3 separate regions of the Homo sapiens genome follow, and all the other regions are linked to region 1. The links are chromatin contacts, found by Hi-C or POLR2A ChIA-PET in ENCODE. All regions are on one chromosome and are shown on one strand. Each heading gives the region's core, a stretch centred on a gene start or an enhancer-like site at or near the end of the contact. The rest is flanking DNA. Distances are from core to core; before and after follow the strand shown.

Evidence for each region. A loop is a pair of places that touch in the nucleus more often than their neighbours do. ChIA-PET counts read pairs that join two places held with the same protein, here RNA polymerase II (POLR2A). Pooled maps may share reads with other maps.
Region 2: a loop to region 1 is called in a map with no recorded cell type, with 11 times the contacts of the local background. The contact joins the promoter of MAP2K2 here to the promoter of DPP9 in region 1. A Hi-C loop is called at or near these places in 2 of 37 single-sample maps with no recorded cell type and 2 of 50 pooled maps.
Region 3: a loop to region 1 is called in a map of CD4-positive, alpha-beta memory T cell, with 10 times the contacts of the local background. The contact joins the promoter of SIRT6 here to the promoter of DPP9 in region 1. A Hi-C loop is called at or near these places in 1 of 168 maps with a recorded cell type or tissue (CD4-positive, alpha-beta memory T cell) and 9 of 50 pooled maps. POLR2A ChIA-PET finds 5 or more read pairs at or near these places in 1 of 52 experiments (WTC11).

What each region holds. Positions count from the first base shown.
Region 1 is chr19:4,721,673-4,725,770 of GRCh38, forward strand. DPP9 (dipeptidyl peptidase 9) reads right to left here and starts at 2,170. Exons shown (of 22, transcript NM_139159.5): 1 at 2,002-2,170; 2 at 827-879. It overlaps TRG-TCC1-1 (tRNA-Gly (anticodon TCC) 1-1), which reads left to right and starts at 2,398; the gene lies at 2,398-2,469. It overlaps TRV-CAC3-1 (tRNA-Val (anticodon CAC) 3-1), which reads right to left and starts at 3,035; the gene lies at 2,963-3,035. It overlaps LOC105372250 (a long non-coding RNA gene), which reads left to right and starts at 1,208. Exons shown (of 3, transcript XR_936274.2): 1 at 1,208-1,314; 2 at 2,948-3,037; 3 at 3,463-3,915. RefSeq lists silencers at 1,971-2,120, 2,351-2,440, 2,891-3,090.
Region 2 is chr19:4,121,845-4,125,942 of GRCh38, forward strand. MAP2K2 (mitogen-activated protein kinase kinase 2) reads right to left here and starts at 2,278. Exons shown (of 11, transcript NM_030662.4): 1 at 1,940-2,278. The coding sequence starts at 2,031. RefSeq lists silencers at 1,871-2,120, 2,311-2,430.
Region 3 is chr19:4,181,313-4,185,410 of GRCh38, forward strand. It overlaps SIRT6 (sirtuin 6), which reads right to left and starts at 1,251. Exons shown (of 8, transcript NM_016539.4): 1 at 1,162-1,251. The coding sequence starts at 1,227. It overlaps ANKRD24 (ankyrin repeat domain 24), which reads left to right and starts at 1,377. Exons shown (of 22, transcript NM_001393985.1): 1 at 1,377-1,428. RefSeq lists enhancers at 1,225-1,314, 1,385-1,434.

The DNA of each region.
Region 1 (4,098 bases), core at 920-3,419:
CAGGAGGCTGAGACAGAAGAATTGCTTGAACTCAGAAGGCGGAGGTTGCAGTGAGCTAAGATTGTGCCATTGCACTCCAGGGGTGACAGAGCGAGGTTCTGTCTCAAAAACAAAAGAAGAGAGGGAAGCACATGGGGACAGGACTGAGATTTTAAGGGAAGAGGTTAAGCATAAAGTCACCACGAAAAATCACTGGCCATACTCTCAGTCCAGTGGTGAAAAGCGTGGGCTCTGGTCTCAGAGAGAAAGGTTCAAATCCTGACTCTGCCACTTCTGGGGAAGTCGCTGAACCTCTCTGAGCTTCCACTTCCCCAGCGAGAACATGGTATGACAGTATCTACGCCTGGGGCCACCAAGGGAATTGAATGAGACTGCACACATACAGCTTTTAACACAGTGTCTGATGTAGCACAAACTAAATGACAGCTAGCATTGTCAACTAAACAAGATACTCAAAACCACAGGAAGGGGGAGACTCAAACTAAAGTCCTTTCAGGGCCAGAATCCACACCATTTACTGACCGGGTCAGGCAGTGTAGGTGGATCCAGGCACCCCTCCACCAAATCCTGCTGAAATCAGCACTCTCCCCTTCCTCTCCTCAAAGCCTTCAAAAAGCTCCTTCCAGGGGCAGCTAGAGGGGGACAGGGGTGGAAAGAAAAGCCTCCAGCAGGCGCACAAAAAACTGCAGCCACTGCCCTGCGGAGGACAACCATCCAGGGCCATAGAAAACCATTTCCTGCCCATGTCTATATTCTAGAGCAGGCAAAGGAATCCCACCAGCCCACACCCCAGCCTTCCTGGCTGCCAAACCCCAGCACAACTGACCTTCTAAAGGGTCCAGAGAGCCTCCATTCCAGCTGCAGGCGTGGGACACAGACCTTTATAGGATAAACATGTCATGAATGTGGCAGGTTAATGGAAGCACCGGCCAGCCGTTCAGCCTCCCCCACTCAGGAGCTGCAGACTGTCAGGCCCGATTCTACCTGGCTAGATTCTAGCTCTGCCTTGAAGCCCTGCAGCACTGTCTGCATGCCCTGGACAGAATCTGGGAGAGAAGCCATCCCACGGGCCCCGATTCCCCTGGGACCCAGCAGAGGAATGCAGGGATTGGTGCCTACGGTCCACACCCCCTGGGCTTTAGTCCCAGCTCCTCGAAAGCAGGTTGGTTCTTGCCTGGGAGGCAAGTGACTTCCTCCTGGGGCCCCTGGGGAAGACCAGGGGGTGGGGGCCAAGGGAATAGACCACTTTTGATGGCTCAGAGGCAGCGTGAACAGGGAAGTGTCAGGGCTGGCCTAAGGCTGTGTGGGAAGAAGGTAGGCGGTTGGACAGGCCTGAGAAGGGAGGCTGAGAGAAGGGGGCTGAACCCTGTGGGCTGGACCCTTGGAAGACAGCTATGCTAACCACTACACCACCAACGCCTCGGCAGGAAAAAGAGTCTCTGGATACCCTTAATAGAGGGATCAAGTAGGGTTGAGGATCAGGACTGGATTGGGGAGACCAAGCCTCGGGGCGAAGGTTGGAGGAAGTGGTAAAGGAGTGAGGACAGGATGCAGGTCGAGGGAGGTGGCCTCTGTGCATATACAGCATTTGCATGGGGAGAGGGAGGAGATCGGGACCTCCAGAGCCTGCACGAAAGGGGAGAGGGTGTCAAGGTCTGCAGCTACGAGGACGTTCTTGGGTGCGGCCACCTCCGGAAGGGGTCAGAGCCTGGTGGCCTGGGCAGCAACGGGATGGGTGGGGAAGCCCATCAGGGAAGGGGAGAAACTGGGAGGTGGCCTGGCCAGCGCAGGAATCGGGGAGGGAAAGAAGGTGGAGGAGGGCCTGGGGCGGAGAGGAAACGAGGCAGGGGGCCGGAGGGACCCACAGACGGGTGCATGGAGGCTCCGGGGTGCGGGGAGGCCAGGCGATGGCGAGGGCAGGGTCAGGGCCGAGGCGGGGCCGGTCAATGGCGGGTTCAGGGTCGCGGCCGGGGCGGGACGAGGCGCGCGGGCGCTGCTCACCGGGACGTGGGGCGGCGGCCGGACTGGGCAGGTCGTCCCGGGTCCAGCGGCGCCTCACGGTCGCGGCTCCATGCCCGGGACTGCGACCCCGGAAGTGGCGGGAGCGGGGGACGACAGCCGCGGCGGACACAGGGGACCCGCCGGCTCAGGCACCTTTGACCCGGAAGTTGAGCGACCCAGGCGGCGGCCTGGGATTGGACACCACCAGGCACGTACCAAGGCGTCCGCGGCGCTTGGGGGGGAGCCCGCGGCGCGGCGGCCTAAGGTGCGTAACGCCCCATGAACGACATCTTCCGGTGGGTTAGGGAGAGACACCCCCCTGTGACTTGGTATCACTCAGTCAAACCCATGATCCCCCACTATTAAGGATATCCGGAGAGGATGCTACCTATCAGGGCGTTGGTGGTATAGTGGTTAGCATAGCTGCCTTCCAAGCAGTTGACCCGGGTTCGATTCCCGGCCAACGCATGCGGTACCACTTTTGCGAGTTTGAAATTTTCATTTTAGTTTTGAGACGGAGTCTCGCTCGGTCCCCCAGGCTGGAGTGCAGTGGCGTGATCTCCGCTCACTGCAACCACCACCTCCCAGGTTCAAACGATTCTCCTGCCTCAGCCTCCCAAGTAGCTGTGATTACAAGCGCACGCCACCACGCCCATCTAATTTTTGTATTTTTAGTAGAGATGGGGTGGGGTGGGGCGGGGTGGGGCGGGGTGGGGGGGGGGGGGCGGTTCACCATTTTGGCCAGGCTGGTCTCGAACTCTGACTTCAGGTGATCCGCCCTCTTCGGCCTTTCAAAGTGCTGGGATTACAGGCGTGAGCCATCAATCACGGAAAATTTTTTTAAATCCCATAAAAATGTCTAAAAGGCAGGAGGAAGGCGGAAGAGAAAGAATGGGACTAGAATCGTTCTTTCGGTGAATTTCAAATAGTATTACTCTCCGGTTAGGAAAAACAGCTGACCTGTTTCCGCCCGGGATCGAACCGGGGACCTTTCGCGTGTGAGGCGAATGTGATAACCGCTACACTACGGAAACCGGTAGGCGTCAGGGTTCTTTAAATTCTCCTATAGAGATAATGTTGCAGTGATAGTTGCGTTGTCCCACCAAAGAAACACTGGCTACAGTCAGCTAAAGCAATATCCGCTCTTCCTGAATATCTGTTATTGTATTTGATACAGTAGAGACCGAAAGAAGGAAAATAAGGAAGACAAAAAGAAATCCAATAAACACCCTTTCCAACACACCCACCCACCCACACACATGTTTATCACTTTATCATAAATCCACCTTCCATTAAAACAATGCACGTCAAACGGCCCACAAACCCATCCGGGGTCAAATGAAGCTTTTCATCTCATAGATATCAATCTATACTTGATATCACATTAGTTTCTGCAGATATTCACCATTTTGCTTTAGATCAAACTACTTTTTTGTGTGTTTTGTTTTTTGTATTTTTTAGAGAGAGTCTCGTTCTGTCGCCTAGGCTCGAGTGCAGTGGTACGATCATCCCTCCCTGCAGCCTCCACCTCCTGGGCTCAAGCGATCCTCCCACCTCAGCCTCCTGGGTAGCTTGGACCACAGGTGTGGACCACCACGCCTGGCTGAATTTTAAAAAATGCGTTTGTAGAGACGGTGCCTTATAGCTGGGACTACAGGCGTGTGCAACCACTCCCAGCTAACTTTTGTATTTTTTGTAGAGACTAGAGGGCCTGCACTATGTTGCCCAGGCTGCTTTCCAGCTCCTGACCTCAACGTGATTCGCCCGCCTGCAGCCTCCCAAAGTACTGGGATTACAGGCATGAGCCACCGCGCCCGACCCCAACTACACTGTAAAAGAGCTTTCTGAAAAGAAAAACTGTGTGTGTATGTGTTTACCTTCCGATGGAGTTTTGCTCCTGTTGCCCAGGCTAGAATGTAGTAGCGCAATCTCAGCTCACTACAACCTCCGCCTCCCGGATTCAAGCGATTCTCCTGCCTCAGCCTCCCAAGTAGCGGGGATTACAGGCACCCGCCACCACGCCTGACTATATTTTGTATTTTTACTAAAGATGGAGTTTCGCCATATTGGTCATGGCTGGTCTCGAACTCCTGACCT
Region 2 (4,098 bases), core at 1,028-3,527, 600 kb before region 1:
ATCCTGACCTTTCTAGGGTCTCCCACCCCATCGTGACCCCCTAGGACACCCCTCTCCCACATCCTGACCCTTCTGGGAGCCCCCTGTCCTCCCCTCTCTTCCCTTTTCCCTGGTTGTCTATGGACCTCCTCACCCCATCCTCTCCCCTAAGGGACCCCCCTGCCCCACCTTGGCACCCTAGGTGCCCTCTTCATCCCATGCCAACCTCATTACTCAGGGACTCATTCCCCAAAAGGACCGCTCCCCGCCCCCCCAAGACCTCTCAGCCTGTCCTCCCCACCCAGGTGCTGCACTCTCAACCTGTGGCTCAGGCACCCTCCCACCCCATCTCTCCCCCATAGGAACCCTCCCACCCCATCTCTCCCCCATAGGGACCCTCCCACCCCATCTCTCCCCCATAGGGACCCTCCCACCCCATCTCTCCCCCATAGGGACCCTCCCACCCCATCTCTCCCCCACAGGGACCCCCTCACCCCATCTCTCCCCCATAGGGACCCCCTCACCCCATCTCTCCCCCATAGGGACCCTCCCACCCCATCTCTCCCCCATAGGGACCCCCTCACCCCATCTCTCCCCCATAGGAACCCTCCCACCCCATCTTTCCCCCATAGGGACCCCCTCACCCCATCTCTCCCCCAAGGGACTCGCTTCACTATCATTTCAATATGCAGAACACCCCTTGCCTATCCTTCCCCCACAGGCCCCCACCGACACATCCTCTCCTCCCAGGGACCCCCTCAACCCCATCTCACAATTCAGGGGCCCTGCACCCCATCTTCTCTCTGCAAGGACATCTCCTTGGCCTGATCTCACGACTTAGGGATTCCAAACCCCATCTTTTCCCCAAAGGGATCTCCCCTCACTCCAATCTCATTACTCAGGGACCCCACCATCTCCCCGATTTCACTATTCAGGGACCGTTCACCCCATTTCACTACTCAGAGACCTACCACCATTCTGCTACTCAGTGACTCCATGCCCTGTCTTTTCCCACAGGGACCTCCCTTGGCCCTATCTCATTATTGAGGGACCCTTACCCCGTCTTTTCCTACCAGGGACCCTACCCCATCTCAGTCTCATTACTCAGGGACCCCTCACCCCATCCTCTCCCCTCTGGAGCCCCCTTGCCCAGATTTCCTCCTCAGGGGCTGCCTGACCTCCCCACACCCCATCCTCTCCTCTCAGGAATGCCCTGCACCCCGATTTCCCTACTCAGGGTCTCCCCTCACCCTCATCTCATGACTACGGCAACCTTTACTCCGTCCTTTCCTCTTAGGAACTCTTCACCCTCATTTCACTACTCAAGGACCCCACACTGTGTTCTCTCCTCTTAGAGATACCCCTCACCCCGATCTCACTGCTTGGGGAGCCTCATCCTGTTCTCTCCTTGGGGACACCCCTCATTCCGATTTTCCTACTGAGGGACTCCCCTCACCCCAGCTTCACTTTTCAGAAGCCCCACACCCCATCTTCTGCACTGCAGGGACCTCCCCTCACTCAACCTCGCTGCTCAGGGACCCCTGTCCCCATCCTCTCCTCTTAGAGACATCCTTCACCCCAACTTCACTACTCAGAGACTCCCGTTATCCCAATTCCACTCTTCAGGAACCCCACACCCCATCTTTTCCACCACAAGGACCTCCCCTCGCCCAATCTCACTGCTCAAAGACCCCCCTGCCCCGTGCACCCTTCGCCCCGTCCTCCGAGGGCCCCCTGCCCCGTCCTCCCCCGAGGGCCCCCTGCCCCGTCCTCCCCCGAGGGTCCCCTGCCCTGTCCTCCCCTCGAGAACCCCCTGCCCCGTGCACCACTCACCCCGTCCTCCCCCGTGACCCCCCTGCCTCGTGCACTCCTCGCGAACCCCCGTCCCCTCGCCCCGTCCTTCCCCGAGGGCTCCCTGCCCCGTGCACCCCAAGCCTCCGGCTGACCCCTGCCCACTCACTCGGAGGCGCCCTCGCTGGTAGGGGATGGGCCCTCGGCGATGGTAGGGTTGATGGTGAGCGCCGGCAGCACCGGCTTCCTCCGGGCCAGCATCGGGGCTCCGCGGGCCGGCGGCGGCGGCGCCTCTAGCCGGGGCCCATAGGGGGCGGGCCGGGAGCGGTCGGCGCCTACGCGAGCCCGGGGCTGCGGCCGCGGCCCAGGCCGGCGTCGGGGCGGCCGAGGGCGGGCGGCGCTGCGGGCCTGGGCCGAGGGTAGCCGAGGGGCGCTGGGGCTGAGGCGAGCGAGCCGCTACCGCTGCCGAGGCCCGAAGAAGGCTGACGCCGCAGCCCGAGTCCGAGAGGCAGGGGGAGGGGAGGGGCGGCCACAAGATCGCGGACCGGCTTCTCGCGATAACGGGATCGGGAGCCGCGATGGACCCCACCCCCAGCCGCCGCGCCTGCGCAGCAGCACAAGGCCGCCTTTCGGAGGGGAAAGGGGCGGAGACCGACGCGAGGCGGTGCCGGGACCGGGCGCCCTCGCTTGCCTTACCACGGCGCGTGTGCCCAAGCGCTTGGGGCATGAGGCGCGGGAGCAGGGGAGGAGACGGAGGGATGAAGGCTGGGGTGATGGTCGTGCACAGGTGGGCAGGGTAGCCAGACTCCTGAGAGCCTGTGGTGCCCCAGGCTGGGGCTGAGAGAACCCGTAAGACCCCAGAACAGTGGACGAGACCCACCCAGAGTCCATTTAATCTTTTTGGCAAGCGTGGACACACGCCCCTAGCCCCCACCGCCTTAGAGTGTCAGTTACTCCCCCTCCTTCATCAGAACAAGGCCACTCTAAAACATTTTTAAAATTTATTTTAATTGACAAATAAAATTGCATATATTACTATGCGCATGTTGAAACATTTTTATTATAAAATACACATAACATAAAACTTGTCATTTTAACCATTTCTAAATGCACAGCTCAGCGGCATTAAGCAACCACCACCACCACCATCTCCAGAATTTTCTCATCTTCCGAAACTGAAACACTGTCCCCTATGAAACCTCACTCCCTATCCCCCTCCCCAGCCCCTGGAACCCAACGTCGTACTTCCTGTGAATCTGATGATTCTAGGGACTTCATATGAGTAGGATCACACAGGTTTTGTCCCTTTGTGGCTGGCATATTTCACTGAGGGCCACGTCCTCAAGGTGCCTGTTGTAGCTGTGTTAGATCCACGTTGTAACCTGTGTTAGAATTTACCCACTTGACTACTCCGGGCATACTTCCAATCGGGTAGCCCTGCTCCAAAAAAGAGCAGAAAAAAAAAAAAAAAGAAAAATTTCCCTTTTTTTTTTTTTGAGACGGAGTCTCGCTCTGTCACCCAGGCTGGAGTGCAGTGGTGCGATCTCGGCCCACTGCAAACTCTGCCTCCCGGGTTCACGCCATTCTCCTGCCTCAGCCTCCCGAGTAGCTGGGACTACAGGTGCCCACCACCATGCCCGGCTAATTTTTTTGTATTTTTAGTAGAGACGGGGTTTCACCGTGTTAGCCAGGATGGTCTCCATCTCCTGACCTCGTGATCCACCCGCCTCGATCTCCCAAAGTGCTGGGATTACAGGCGTGAGCCACCGCACCCAGTCAGGATTTTCCTCCTTTTTAAGGCTGAATAATATTCTATTGTGTGCATGGACTATATTTTGCTTATCCATTTATCTGCCACTAGACACTTCGGTGAATCGTGCCGCTATGAACACAGATGTACAAATATCTGTTTGAGTCCTTGCCTTGAGTTCTTTTGGGTATATGTTCTGAAGAGGAATTACTGGATTATATGGTAATTCTATGTTGAACTTTTTGAAGCACCACCTTACTATTTAATACAATAGCCGTACCACTTTATAAGAAAGGTCATAGGCTGGGCGCGGTGGCTCACGCCTGTAATCCCAGCACTTTGGGAGGTCGAGGCGGGTGGATCACCTGAGGTCAGGAGTTGAAGACGAGTCTGGCCAACATGGTGAAACCCCGTCTCTACTAAAACAAAAAAATACAAAAATTAGCCGGGCATGGTGGCGCGTGCCTGTAATCCCAGCTACTCGCGAGGTTGAGGCAGAAGAATTGCTTGAACCCGGGAGGCAGAGGTTGCAGTGAGCCAAGATCACGCCATTGCACTCCAGCTTGGGAGACAAGAGC
Region 3 (4,098 bases), core at 1-2,500, 540 kb before region 1:
GGCTTAGATGTCACTTCAGTGACAGTGATGCCTCCCTTGGCCAACTGGTTTCCATGCAACCCCTAGTCAGTCTCCCTTACTAGAAGGAGGGGTTTTTAATCTGTGTTGCTCCTGGCTGTGGCCTTAGTACCTAGAAAGTGCCTGAGCTACAGTAAGTGCTCTATAAATGTTGGTGGAATAAAGTGACTAACAGGCCGGGTATGGTGGCTCACGCCTATAATCCCAGCACTTTGGGAAGCCAAGGTGGGTGGATCACTTGAGATCAAGAGTTCAAGAGCAGACTGGCCAACATGGTGAAACCCCGCCTCTACTAAAAATACAAAAATTAGCCAGGCGTGGTGGCAGGTGCCTGTAGTCTCATCTACTCTACTCAGGAGGCTGAGGCAGGAGAATCGCTTGAACCTAGGAGGCGGAGGTTGCAGTGAGCCGAGATCGCGCCACTGCACTCCAGCCTGGGCGACAGAGAAACTCCATCTCAAAAATATAATAATAATAATAATAAAGTGACTAACAGCAGCAGTGAAGAGTGGGGCTTCTGGACGGGCGCACACCATCAGCGCTCATTAAATGCATGAGTCAGAATGCATGGGCCAGCCTTATGGAATGGGGCCATCTTCACCTCGTTTGCAGAAAGTTTGGAGATGGAGACCCAAAAGGGAAGTGACTTCCCCAAAGTCCCACAGTGCGTGGAGGGGGCAGCCGATCCCTCCACTTCCCCTCTGAGTGGCTGGAGGGATCTTTCTGGCACATTCTGTCCAGTCCCCTCGCCAGGGCAAAACCCTTCCCCATCACCCTCAGGATAAAGTGCCAACTCCCCAGCCTGGCATTTGAGCCCCGTCCTGGCCCGGCTCTGGAAACCTCCCAGGCCTAATCGTTCTCCAGGTGTGTTTATTCCCACCTCCCTTTGCGCCTGTCGTCCCCTCTTCCTGGAACTACATCCCCTCTCTCCCCGATCAGCCCCGACAGGGTGACCACAGAGTTGGGCGTGTTGGCGTCCCCCGGCGCGCAGGGGCGTCACTTCCCGCCCCTTCCTCACTGGGAAGTCCCTCCCATTGTCTAGCCTCAGTGCCCCCTGATATTCCCACAATGCCCCCCTGCCATCCGGCCGCTCCCAGCCCGCGGCCCTGGGGCGCGATGCTCGGGACCCTCAGACGCGCTCACCTCCGGGAGGCCGCACTTGCCCTTGTCCGCGTACGGCGACAGCCCCGCCGCGTAATTCACCGACATCCTCGACTGCCCCACGGGAACAATAAAGTTTCCCTTGTTGAGGCCGCTTCCGCCGGAAGCGGGGCGGGGCGGGGAAGAAGGAGGAACCGCGTTCCAGTCCTGCGCACCCGGCCTCCCACGGCAAGGCGCATGCGCCTCTTGCTGACGCCGCAGGCGACATGTTATCTGCTGTCAGAAGGAAGCCTGCCTCTTTGCATGCAGGTGTTTGCGGGGCTTGGGAAGGGGCTCCCCGATGACCCGGGCGGGAAATTGGGGCGGCCGCCTACGTGAGAGTTCTCCAGTCACCTCTAAAATGCGGGACACAGGCTATCCATGTCCCCACAACCCCTTTTACGGATTAGTAAATTCCGTAAGGACAGAGCCGGACAGCAGGGACCCCAGCCTAAGGGTTTTGAATGCCACGCAGAGTTACCTGAATATCTCATTTGTGTGTGTGTGTGTGTGTGTGTGTGTGTGTGTGACGGAGCCTCGCTCTGTTGCCCAGGCTGGAGTGCAGTGGCGCAATCTCGGTTCACTGCAACCTCCGCCTCTTGGGTTCAAGCGATTCTCCTGCCTCAGCCTCCCTAGTAGCTGGGATTACAGGCGCCCGCCACCACACCCAGCAAATTTTTGTATTTTTTAGTAGAGACGGGGTTTCTCCATGTTGGTCAGGCTGGTCCCGAACTCCTGACCTCAGGTGATCTGACCGCCTCGGCCTCCCAAAGTGCTGGGATTACAGGCGTGAGCCACTGCGTCCGGCCAAGTTATCTGAGTATCATCCAACTGGAGGTTCTGCATTCTGCAGGACAGGTCCTGCTCAAGGTCAATGGGGCTGGTGGCCTGGAGGACTCATTTAAGAATCATGTGTTGAGTACCTACTTTGTACTGGGCACACTGGAGAGCAAAGGTGGTACCATCTATGCCCTGGTGGCTGCGGGTGGACACAAACATGTGACCAGGTAATGGTGACATGGTGTGGTTGGGGTGCAATGGGTGATGCAGAGGGCACAGGGCAGTGAGGGGGCTCACAGGAGGCACCTGACCCAGGCTGGGGGCATCCGGGAGGGCTTCCTGGAGGAGGGGATGTTGCAGCAAAGATCTAAAAAGTGAGTGAGCCGGGCGCAGTGGCTCACACCTGTAATCCCAGCACTTTGGGAGGCCAAGGCAGGTGGATCACCTGAGATTGGGAGTTCGAGACCACCCTGACCAACATGGAGAAACCCCGTCTCTACTAAAAATACAAAATTAGCTGGGTGTGGTGGCCTGTAATCGCAGCTGCTCGGGAGGCTGAGGCAGGAGAATTGCTTGAACCCAGGAGGCGGAGATTGCGGTGAGCCGGAGATCGCGCCATTGCACTCCAGCCTGGGCAACAAGCATGAAACTCCGTCTCAAAAATAAATAAATAAATAAATAAAGAGTGCATGAGTCAGGTAGAGCCGGTTGGGGTGACATGAAGTACAGAAAGAATGTTCCTGGTGGGGGGAACAGCAAGTGCAAAGGCTGAGAAAGAGGAAGAGCATGGCTCCTTCCAGAAACTGAAATCAGTCCAGTGATGATAGGGAAGATCGTGGGTGTCTTCCCGCCAGAGCCAGTTGGCCAACAGGCAGTCCGCTGCCAGCCTGTCTCCTCCCTCGGCTCATCCCCGGCCCCCTGGGGCGGCCGCCTGCTCAGAGCCGATCAGGTGTCAGAGTGGAGCGGCTGGAGCTGCTCGTGGCCCAGCTGGGAGTGGGTAACCGGAGCCGGCAGTGGGCACTGTGGCCGGGAGCTCGGGGCACTGGAGCTGCAGGAGGTAGGGGAGGAAGGAGGTGGGAGAGGCCCAGGACGGAGGATCCCCTTATGGCCCCAGGCCCCTGAGCCCTTGTATGTGGGAGAAAGAAGCCGTGCTGAGTCCTAGCCAGGCTGCGGAGCTACCCAGGTACCCTGACACACACATGCACTCGTTCACCCACGCACTTCCCACTTGCCGGCCTGTGCCCTGCCTAGCTTCCTCCAAGGCAGGTGCTCAACATCCCACCCGGCCATCAGGCCCTTCTTATTTACCATCACCTCTTCCAGCAAGCAGCTTCCTAAATTTAGCAGGCGTTTCTCCCTCCCCCAAGCCCACGGATTGTCTTCTCCCAAGCAGCCTGTGAACTCCTCTGTTGGGTGTCTTATTACCCCCTGCTTTGGGTGTGATTGAATCCTCCAGTCAGAGGTAGAAGAAAAAAGGGTAGGTAGTGAGTGAATGGGCACCGGTGGAGGGGTAGATGAATGGATGGGTGGGTGGATGGATGGGGGGCGAATAGGTGGATTGGTGGTTTGGTAGATGGGTGAATGGGTAGATGTATGGATGGATGGGTGGATGGATGAATGGGTGGGTGATTGGGCAAATGGATGGAGGGATGGATAAGTGGATGGATGGATGGATGGAAGGATCCATGGATGGACTGGTGGGTGGGTGGATGGATGCACTGGTGGGTGGGTGGGTGGATGGATGGATTGGTGGTTGGGTGGGTGGATGGAGGGATGGATAAGTGGATGGATGAGTGGATGGGTGGGTGGGTGGATGGGTGGATGGGTGTGTGATTGGGTGGGCAGATGGGTGGATGGATGGATGCTTGGGCAGATGGATGGATGGGTGGTTGGGTGGATGGATGAAGGGATGGATAAGTGGATGGATGGGTGGATGAGTGGATGGATGAATGGTGGGAGTTGGTAGGTGTTTGGGTGGGTGGATGGATGTGTGGGTGAAATCTGATTAAAGGGTGATGAAGAACCATGAGAACATGAATTGGGTGGGTGGGTTTGTGGGTGGTGGCCAGTGGGTGGTTATACAGTGCTTAGGTGGGAGGATGGATGTCCAGGTGAGTGCATAGGTGGTAAATGCGTGGAAGGGTGGCTTGGAGAATTCAC